2 separate regions of the Homo sapiens genome follow, and region 2 is linked to region 1. Evidence: chromatin loops called from intact Hi-C (ENCODE). Cell type or tissue: IMR-90. All regions are shown on one strand. Each heading gives the region's core, and the rest is flanking DNA. Links, peaks and the distances in the headings are about the cores only. Region 1 overlaps LOC105374042 (a long non-coding RNA gene). Region 2 has its middle 61 kb from the start of BTLA.

Region 1 (5,392 bases), core at 86-5,085:
TAATCAGGAGGCTGAGATGGGAGGATTGCTTAAGCTCGGGAGGTTGAGGCTGAAGTGAGCCATGATGGAGACACTGCACTCTAGCCTGGGTGATGCAGTGAAACACTATTTCAAAAAAAAAAATAGCTTAAAAACAACATTTTTAGGTTAAAAGAGACTTGGGACACAGAAGAGTGAACAAAAGGGGAAAAACTCCCAGCCATAATGAAGCATAAACATTGTATTAAAAACCCTTTGAAAAAGAAGAAATTTGCTTACATAATTTTTTTTAAAGAAAGGTCTGCAGGAAAAAGAAAAAAATGACATTTAAAATTATTGGACAGATTTAAAGGAGCATTCAGAATTAATATATCACCTTAACTATATCAGATGTCAATATTGAGCAAAAGAAGCAAACAAGGAACTCAACAAAATGAGAAGAAAAAAAATAATAAAACTAAAGGCAGAAATCAATAAAAACGAACACAAATAGAATAAATATAATTTTTTTAGAGATTAATTGATCAAACGGGTGGCATGTAATACTCAGAAAATTATTTCTGTAATACTCAGAAAATTATTACTGTAATACAGAGTAACAATATAGAATGAAAAGGGAGAATTAATACTGATGCAACAAATAGCAAAAATAACAAAACAATATTGTGAACAGTAATATGAAAACTTACACAAAATGAATAAATTTCTGAAAGTGGCAAATTGGCCATAAAAATTTAAAAATTAAATAGGCCAATAAATTAGTAAGCAAGTAAATCAAAATCAAAGACTTGTTTTGCAAAATAAATAAATAAATAACAGACCTAGAGGATTGTTGAGGAATAGATCTATCTTATTCATGTTCAAAAGGGAGAATTATAAAATTACTAAGATCTTTCTTTGAGGCTAGTGTTATTTTAATTTTAAAGCCAGGAAAGGATAATCCAAGAAAATAAAATTATAGTCCTCTTTTACTTATAAATATAAAGCAGAACAATTTCCAAAATGGCTTAACATTAGAAAACTGTCAGTATAATTTATTATATTAGTAAATTGCTATGAAAAATTCATGATTATCTCAACAAGTACCAATAAATTTTTTCTTAAGTTCAACAACATATTTATCATAAAAGCAAAGGAGATAAGAATAAGAAAATATTTCCTAACCTTATGCTTAGTGATCAAACTGCAGTAAATGTCATATTCAACTGTAAGGAAATTTTAGACATGGTCTTTTAAATCGGAAACAAGAAAAAGATAACTGTTATTGCAGGTATTAAATATAAAAAGAGGTGTCGATTGGAAAGAAAGAAGCAAAACTGTCATTAGTTGTAAGAGAGAGAATCAACTTCATGAAAAACAATCAAAATCAACAGAAAAACTTAAATACAGAGTTTAGCACAGTTTCCAAATATTGGTTAACTTAAAAAATCCAAAAATGTTCCTAAACCACTAATAATAACCAGCTAGAAATTTTTTAAAATATCATTAATTATAGTGAATAAATTAAAAGTACCAAAGAATTAACCTAGCAAAAATTACACCTACATTGAGAAAATTGTAAAGCCTTCCTAAAAGACATTTAGAAAGACTTGAATAAATGGATAATATATTTATGGCTGAAGGAAATTCCACTATAAAGACATCAATGCCCCAAACTCAAACTTATTAACAACTTATAGTTTGACTTAACATTGTTAAATCCATCTACTTTTTATCCACAAAAAGTGGACTTTTGGTTTTCCATTAAATACTTCTGTTCCCCTAACAGTATAACTGAAAAATGTAATAGAGTGATGCCAAACAGGGAGAAGTAATCTATATCTAGTATGTAAAGGATCTAAGATATAAAAAATTTCTGGCTGGGTGCGGTGGCTCACCCCTGTAATTCCAGCACTTTGGGAGGCCGAGGCAGGAGGATCATTTGAGGTCAGGAGTTCGAAACCAGCTTAGCCAACATGGTGAAACCCTGTCTCTACTAAAAATACAAAAAGGGGCGCTGTGGCTCACGCCTGTAATCCCAGCACTTTGGGAGGCCAAAGCAGGTGGATCACCTGAGGTCAGGAGTTCAAGACCAGCCTCAAAATATGATGAAACCCCTTCTCTACTAAAAAATAACAAAAATTAGCTGGGCGTGGTGGTGGACACCTGCAATCCTAGTGACTTGGGAGGCTGAGGCAGGAGAATCACTTGAACCCAGGAGGCGGAGGTTGCAGTGAGCCGAGATCTCACCATTGCACTCCAGCCTGGGCAACAAGAGTGAAACTCCGTCTCAAAAAAAAAGAAAATACAAAAAATTAGCTGGGCATGGTGGTGGGCACCTGTAATCCCAGCTACCTGGGAGGCTGAGGCAGGAGAATCACTTGAGCCCCAGAAGTGGAGGTTGCAGTGAGCTGAGATCGCAGCATTGCACTCCAGCTCTGGGTGACAGAGCAAGACTCCGTCTCAAAAAAAAAAAAAAAAATTTGCAAATATAAACAGCCAACCAGACATTACTTGAAGATGTAGACAAGAACTTTACAGAAGGGGAAACTTGAATGGCTAACAAATATATGAATACATGCTCATACTTATTAATAATCTGAAAAAATGCAAATCAAAGCAGTCATTCAATTGGTGATGATGGGAGGGGATCTGAATCAGGGAATAAATAGAAATATTCAAAGACATTAATATTAATATAACCTCATTAGAAACCAATAATTCATGAAATTTGATTATATATTTAACCAAATCATTGTTTTCATTTATTTCTAAAATAATTGTTGCTACCAAATGCATGATTTAATTTGGAAGGTTAAATCTTAAATTTGAAGTGTACAAAATAACAGTAACAAATTCACAAACCTTCCAATTTACCTGTATGTGAGAAGAGAATGGCTCATTGCATTCTCCATGTGAGGCTGTCTCAAATGAAGTATTGGTTCACACATACTCTGTGACCTAGAGATACAGCGACATTAATGTATCCATAAGAGGAATACAGCCCAAACACTCCCCCTCATGGCAGTACATTGTAAGAGTATGCTACGAGTAAAAAATTGGGAGATTCAGACTCAAATTCTCTTGAGATTGACCAAAGTATATTTTCAAATGCTTAGTTGGGCATAAAAATACTCCAATTACAGAACTTGCAGATTATTTCCACTCTATAATAGTGAGAGTCATAACCTATGATTTGTCCCCTTGGAGAGTCTATTCATTATACTCTAAAATTTAAACCACTGGTCCTTATATGTTCCATATATTTCAGATTCATATATAGAGATAATTAACCTATTCCTTTGGATGTAAAATAGGCGTTTCAAAATTAACATGTTCAAAATTGAACTCTGGATTCTCTTTCCATAGTTTATTCTTTCTCTGATCTTTCCCGTATTTGTAAAAGTTTTCTTCATCTAACACCAAAAAGCAAACAATCATCGGGACAATTCTTATATTTTGCTCTTTTACCACAGCTGTTCCTTCAGCAAATCTTGCTATCCTAAACTTGTCCTTAATCCCTCAGTCCCCTTTGCTGCTACTCTAGTCCAGGCCACCATCAACTCTCATCTTAACTACTGCAATAGTCTCTTTGAAAAATCTCCTTCCAGTCTCTACCTTTTTTTACCTCTCAATGAGCTTCCTCCCACCAGTTGTCTGTGGTCCATATTCTCTCGTGCAAAAACCTGTCCTCAGTAAAGACTCTTAAACTCAATTTACCATAAGTATTAATGATAACTAACAGCCTACCTTTGTAATATTCCAGAGTAAACTATCACTTTAAAAAAGATATACCCTTCACTGCGGGAATTACCAAGCATGTGGAAGAGTTTTTTCATAACAACTCTTTTCATGACGGATTTTGCCACAGCCCTTGGAATTTCTTTTTTTAATGATTGAAACTAACCCTGTTTCACTCACCCTCTTTTTCACAAACAGGTAACATCTTCTTTCTCAGAGTAATACAGAGGATAACGATGACAACACATGAAATAAATTAAAATGTTATGAGTGCACCTATAGGTAGACAAATAGAAGAACTAGATGTACCTGAAAAACACAAATCAGAAACGTTCTTTGTGACTATACTTCTTTTCTATACACTGTATTGCCCTCTTGATACCTTTAATCTGTAATGCTCTTTTGAGATGCCTTGCCTCTTTGACATTAAAATTAATACTATAATGAGATTTGCCATATTTTACTTTATTAAAAAAACTAACAAATATTCAAACTCCTACATGTTCTTCAAAGATATATAACATCTAATATAATCTTAACATTCTCAAGAATAAGAAAAAATAGGTAATCACCTAAATATTTATCACAGAAAAATGGTTAAGCAAAATATAATATAATGTAATAAATAATAAATTAATAAATAATTTTATTAAGAATTATATATAAATTTATAATTATATATATAAATAAGCTTAATAATAAAATATAATGTCACTTGCTGACTATATTACTAAAATGGAATTTCCAGAGTCTGGAATAAACTCAGAAAATAAATGTATAATAATAATAATAAATATTCAAGATGAATGTACTGAGTAATGCGATAAGCATTTTATAGGGACCATTTATTCACATTATCTGGGTAAGTGCAGTTATTAGGTACAGATGAGAAAACGCAGTCTCAGTGATGTTAAGAAAATCACTCAAAGATATACCATGATTAAGTGGAAAAAGTGAGAAACAAGTTTAATTTTCACTTGAGTGCCTACACTCAAGAAAAACAATTTTTCAGGCATCAACACTTTAAAAAATAGCTACTTTGACCAAAGTGTAACTAAATTGTGTTACTGACATGTGTTCGTTTAGCCCTCTGAATAAAATGTACATTTTTTTATCGCAATTTAAAATTAACAAAAAGCCATCACTATAATTGTCAATGATTCTTCTTAGATATGATATAAAAATGAACATATACACTTTATGTTGGCCCTTAAGTAAGTTTTTGCTAACGTTAACATGAAATATTTTGCATTTTGCATATTTAGGTCTTCTCACAGTAGGCTTTTTTTGTGTCCTCTTCCTAATTGCCAGACTGCTGTAATTTTCCTGCTTACAGTAACCTCTCACTCTTTTTAAATTTGCTGCTTTGAATTTTCATTACCATTGAAGGAAAAGAGAAATCTTTTTTAGTAGTTCTTCTCTGAAATGTTATTTAGAGAGTGCATGTGATCCGGTGTGCCATTTATTTTTGAGTGCTCAGACATCGTTTTGTCTCAGTTTCTAGATTTTACCAATAGTCTTTCTCAAGAAAATACTACATAGTCATTCTAAATAGGTGGAGGGGGATGAATGTGAAGAGTTTGGTGGTAAAATATGAACACATCCTTAAAGTCAACAACAACAATGCATAGAAAGAAAGCCTTATATAAGAATTTCAACAGAATTTGGGATTTATATTGCTAATATTTGTTAC
Region 2 (5,392 bases), core at 291-5,290, 110 kb before region 1:
TATAGAATAATGTTATTAGTGAAGAGAGATAGATTGACTTGTTATTTTCCTATTTGGATGTCTTTTATTTCTTGTTCTTTCTTGATTGCTCTGGCTAGGACTTCCAGTACTTGTTGAATAGGAGGGCATCCTTGTCTTGCTCCAGTTTTCAAGTGGAATGCTTCCAGCTTTTCCTGTTCAGCATGGTGTTGGCTGTGGGTTTTTCATAGATGGTTCTTATTAATTTGAGGTACGTTCCTTTGATGCCTAGTCTGTTGAGAGTTTTTATATGAAGGGAAGTTTGAATTACCGAAAGCTTTCTCTGCATCTATTGAGATAATCATATGCTTTTTTCCTTTTAATTCTGTTTATGTGGTCAATCACATTCATTGATTTGCATATGTTAAACCAACCTTGCATCCCAGGAATAAAGCCTACTTGATAGTGATGAATAAGCTTTTTGATATGCTGCTGGATTCAATTTGTTAGTATTTTGTTGAGCATTTTTAAAAATCTATGTTCATTAGGTTTATTGGTCTAAAGTTTTCTTTTTTTATTGTATCTCTGCCAGATTTTGGTATCGGAATGATGTTGGCTTCAGAAAAGGAATTAGGGTCAGGAGCTCCTTCTCAATTTTTTGGACTAGTTTCAGTAGAATTGGTACCACTTCTTTGTACATCTGGTAGAATTCAGCTGTAAATCTGTCTGGCCTAGGGCTTTCTTTGCTCAGTAGGATTTTTATTACTGATTCAATTTCAGAGGTTCTTATTGGTTTGTTCATGTTTCACTTTCTTTCTGGTTCAATATTGTGAGGTTGTGTGTTCCCATGAGTGTACCCATTTCCTCTAGATTTTCTAATTTGTGTGCATAGAGGTGTTCATAATAGTCTCTAAGCATCATTTGTTTTTCTATGCAGTCAGTTGTAATGTCACCTTTGCCATTTCTTATTGCACTTACTTGGCTCTTCTCTTTTTTTTTCTTTGTTAGTCTAGCTAGTGGTCTATTAATCCCATTTATTTTTTGAAAAAACCAACACTTGGTTTCATTAAACTTTTCTATGGGCTTTCACATCTCAATTTCATTCAGTTCATCTCTGCTTTTAGTTGTTTTGTTTTCTTCTAATAGCTTTGGGGTTGGTTTGTTCTATTTTTTTCTAGTTCCTCTAGGTATGATGTTCTTTAATTTGAGGTCTTTCTAACTTCTTGATGAAGGCATTCAGTGATATAAACTTTCCTCCTAACACTGTATTTAGCTGTATCTCAAATATTTAAGTAAGTTGTATCTCTGTTTTCATTAATTCTAAAGAATTGTTTTGATTTCTGCCCTAATTTTGTTGTTCACCCAAGAGTTATTTAGGAACAAGTTGTTTTTTTCTTTTTTGGGGGGACAGAGTCTCGCTCTGTCACCCAGGCTGGAGTAGAGTGGCGCCATCTCAGCTCACTGCAACCTCTGCCTCCCAAGTTCAAGCGATTCTCCTGTCTTGGCCTCCCAATTAGCTGAGACTACAGGCACGTGCCACCATGCCTAGCTAATTTTTTGTATTTTTAGTAGAGACAGGTTTCACCATGTTAGCCAGGATGGTCTCGATCTCCTGACCTTGTGATCTGACTGCCTCGGCCTCCCAAAGTGCTGGGATTACAGGTGTGAGCCACCGCACCCAGCCAGGAACAAGTTGTTTAATTTACATGTTGTTGTGTAGCTTTGAGAGATCATGGTATTGGTTTCTATTTTTATTGCATTGTAGTCTGAGAATGTGCTTGGTATAATTTCTATGATTTTGAATTTATTGAGACTTGCTTTATGACTGAGCGTGTGTTTGATCTCAGAATATGTCTTGTGTGTGAATGAGAAGAATGTATATTCTGTGGCTGTTGGGCGGAATATTCTGTAGCTGTCTATAGGTCTAGTTGGTCAAGTGTTGAGTTTAAGTCCAGAATTTGTTTGTTAGTTTTCTGCCTCAATCATCTGTCCAATGCTGTCAGTGGGGTGTTAAAAGTCCCCACTATTTTTCTGTGGCTGTCTAAATCTTTTTGTATGTCAAGAAGAACTTGGTTTTACGAATCTGAGTGCCTTAATGTTGGGTGCATATATAATTAGGATGGTTAGGTCTTGTTGAATTGATCCCTTTATCATCATGTAATATCCTTCTCTGTTCTTTCTGCTTGTTGTTAACTTAAAATCTGTTTATCTAGTATAAGAATAGTGACTCCTGCCATTCCTTGTTTTTAATTTGTATGGTAGATCTTTCTCCATCCCTTTACTTTGAGGCTGTGTCAGTTATTACATGTGAGATGAGCCTCTTAAAGATAGCAGAGAATTAGATCTTGTCTTTTTATCCAGCTTGTCACTGTATGCCTTTTTTTTTTTTTTTTTTGAGACGGAGTCTCGCTCTGTCGCCCAGGCTGGAGTCCAGTGGCGCGATCTCCACTCACTGCAAGCTCCGCCTCCCGGGTTCACGCCATTCTCCTGCCTCAGCCTCCTGAGTAGCTGGGACTACAGGTGCCCGCCACCACGCCTGGCTAATTTTTTTGTATTTTTAGTAGAGATGGGGTTTCACCATGTTAATCAGGATGGTCTCGATCTCCTGACCTCGTGATCTGCCCGCCTCGGCCTCCCAAAGTGCTGAGATTACAGGCTTGAGCCACTGCGCCTGGCCCACTCTATGCTTTTTAAGTGGGGCATTTAGACCATTTACATTCAGGGTTAGAATTGGTATGTAAGATTTTGACCCTGTCATCATGCTGTTATGTGGTTGTTAGCTGGCTGAGGGGATAGTCTGTTCATTTGGAGGTCAGGGGACACTCTGTTTTTTAAATTGCCAGAATTCTTTGCCTATTCTTTCTCATTGAGAAGGCTGGTCTTCCTTTAACTGTGGCGCCAAATGAGCATCATCATCTGTCTTTGTTTCTGGGTGCTTTCAGAGGGTCAAGGCTCTGTGTAGGATCTTTAATTGTGGCTGGATTTTTGCCTAGGGTCTGACAGGCTTTGTATACTGGCAAAATATTTTTGGTGTTGTAATTTGGAGTGTGAACCAGTAGATGGAGCTTCAGGGTGTTGGCCAGCAGATAGGCTCTTAGCCATACAGCTCTCTGTGTATTTCAGCACATTCACAGTAGTACTCTGTGATGGCAGTGAGAAAGATAGGTGACCCCCCAACAAGGTCTGCTCCAGGGCCTTGGAGAAGCCCCCTTTGATTACTGGCACCGCATTCATATTTCCTTTGTTAGGCACTCTGGGCAGCAGGGTTTCCTCACGTACTGGCTGTGGCTGGCATTCAGGTCACACCCTTCCTGGATCGGCCCTGTAGAAGGAGGCACAACTCATTCCCGTCAGCCCAAGAACCTGAGTATCTCATCCCTCAAAGTGTTCTGGGAGTAGGGCACCTCTCCTGCTTGGGCACTGCCAAAGCCAGTGAGCCTTGTCTGGCTAGAGGCAGTGGGGGTGGGTGGAGTGGCATGGACCACCATCTGCATGCTTTCTAGGGGAACACGGGGCTTTGCCCACCTGCAGAGTTCAGGCAGGAGAGGGGCTGCTGTGCTGGAAGCCCAAGCTGGTGAGTCCCATCTGGCTAGCAGCAGTGTGGGTCAGAGAAATCTCCCAATTCATCACCTGAGTGTTTCCTGGGGGGACACAGAGCTGTGCCCACTGGCAGAGTTCAGGCAGGGCTGGGTCTGCTGTAGTGGAAGGAGTCGTCAAGCCTTGTCTGGCAGGTAGGAGTGAAGCAATCTGACTGCTCCCCAACACCACAACTGTGGCCTCTATTGGTGTTACGGCTGTTGGTGCCAGGTTGTTCAGGTGTCTAAGGCCTAAGGAGCTCCCCATGGTTTTGAGTGGTACCTCTGCAAAAACTCTGGCAACTTTCTGTATCAGTCTAGAGGCCCAGGGTAGGGTGGGGGTCAAGGGTGTTCTCCCATTTCCTGAATTGCACAGGTTCCTGTGATAAGTGTGGATTCCCTGGGAGCTCTTACTCCCTCACCCTGTCCCTGTATTCGGAAGCTTCTCTTGGCTCCCTGCTAGTCCTGGGTGGGCAGATGCCCAGCTTCACTATTTTCTGTTCTCTTTGTGTCCTCTCTCTCCCTTGATGGATCCTGACATGGATTCTTGGATGATCCACTTAAAGAGTCAGTATTTACTTGCTACTTTGTTTCCTCTCTGTTAGAGTGGCACACACTAGCTGCTGCTAGTCAGCCATCTTGAACCACTTCAGGAATTTTTTTTCTGGTATGAATCTTCAGAAAATTCGTACAGAAAGAGTTTTGGTGATAAATATTCTAAATTTTTACATGTATATTTTTATTTTATCTTCCTAATTTGACTTTGATTGGAATTCTAGTATTAAATTCTAGTGTAGCTTTCTGGAAAATTTGAAGATATTTTTTCATTATCTATTGCCTTCAGAGTTTCTGAGAAGATTGATGTCAATTCATTCTTATTCATTTGTAGGTAATTTTTATTGTTGTTATATGAAAGCTCTTAGAATTTCTCCCCATAATTTTGTGGGTTCTGAAATAACACTATAGGTAGTGTGTTTACATTTTTTCTTGTTTGGCTTTTAGTAGAAATTTTAAGTTTCAGGACTCATGTCTTTCTCTGCTCAGGGTAATTCTCTTCTATTATTTCTTTAAATATCATCTCCTCCTTGTTTGGTCTACTCTTACTTTTGTGAACTCCCATGAAATGGCTGTCGAAATTCTGGGTCTAGTCTGCAAAGTCTTTTAAGTTTTATTTCATATGTTCCCGCTCTTTGACTCTTTGTATGCATTCTAGGGCAATTCTTTGTCTCACTCTGCTAGCTTACTACATCAACCTTCAGTTGGGTCTGCTCTACTTTTTAGACTATCTCTTAAGGTTGTCATTTCAACAACCACATTTTTAATTTTCACAATCAATAATTTGTATTTTTTTTACTTATTCTGAGAATGCTAATTGTGCTTCCTCCCCAACCCCACCCCCCTGCAAAAAAAAGCTCTGCTCAGGTTGCTCTATTAATTCTATTTTTCCCTCTGTAGGTTCTTGGGTTTATTGACTTTACTCTTTCTCTATGTGTTGGCTTCCCTCAAACATCTCATTATTCCCATAGTGAAGACTTTATTTTTGATTGTGTGTCATAGGTGTTTGTGCAGCCCACGAGGGCATTATTTTATTGAAAGTGTGTGGGAAGTACAGCATGCTGACAGGATAGCACCTCGGTGTGTATTTTTCTGAGCATGGCTGCTCCTCATTTCTTTTACAAATCACAGTCACATGCACATTGTCCATTCTCCATTCTCTCTAATCTACTCTTCCTCATATTGTAAGCAATCACTCCCATTGCATGACTAGTCAATAGGGTAGGGGTTGGTCAGCTTGGCTGTTCCTGCTAATCACCATGTTTATTGCCTCTTCTACTCATCAATCTACAGGTATAAAGTTT

Evidence for each region. Hi-C counts contacts between places; a loop is a spot of excess contacts. Peaks named below come from ENCODE experiments on the same cell type or tissue, not always from the same donor. Only the 100,000 strongest peaks of a DNase experiment are listed, where the experiment ranks them.
Region 2: it touches region 1 in a loop (9-fold over the local background); 19 of 110 quality-filtered maps call a loop at or near these places.

The regions. Positions count from the first base shown.
Region 1 is chr3:112,325,138-112,330,529 of GRCh38, reverse strand. LOC105374042 (a long non-coding RNA gene) reads right to left here. Exons shown (of 5, transcript NR_147411.1): 2 at 3,880-4,008; 3 at 2,836-2,919; 4 at 1,144-1,184. Among named protein-coding and RNA genes, the nearest start is that of CD200, 5.3 kb to the left of the region's middle. In IMR-90, for the core only: a CTCF peak has its summit at 2,975; a DNase peak (open chromatin) is centred at 2,949; H3K27me3 peaks cover 143 bases.
Region 2 is chr3:112,435,420-112,440,811 of GRCh38, reverse strand. No RefSeq gene overlaps it. Among named protein-coding and RNA genes, the nearest start is that of BTLA, 61 kb to the left of the region's middle. In IMR-90, for the core only: a CTCF peak has its summit at 3,025 (motif pointing right); no DNase peak of the experiment used is centred there.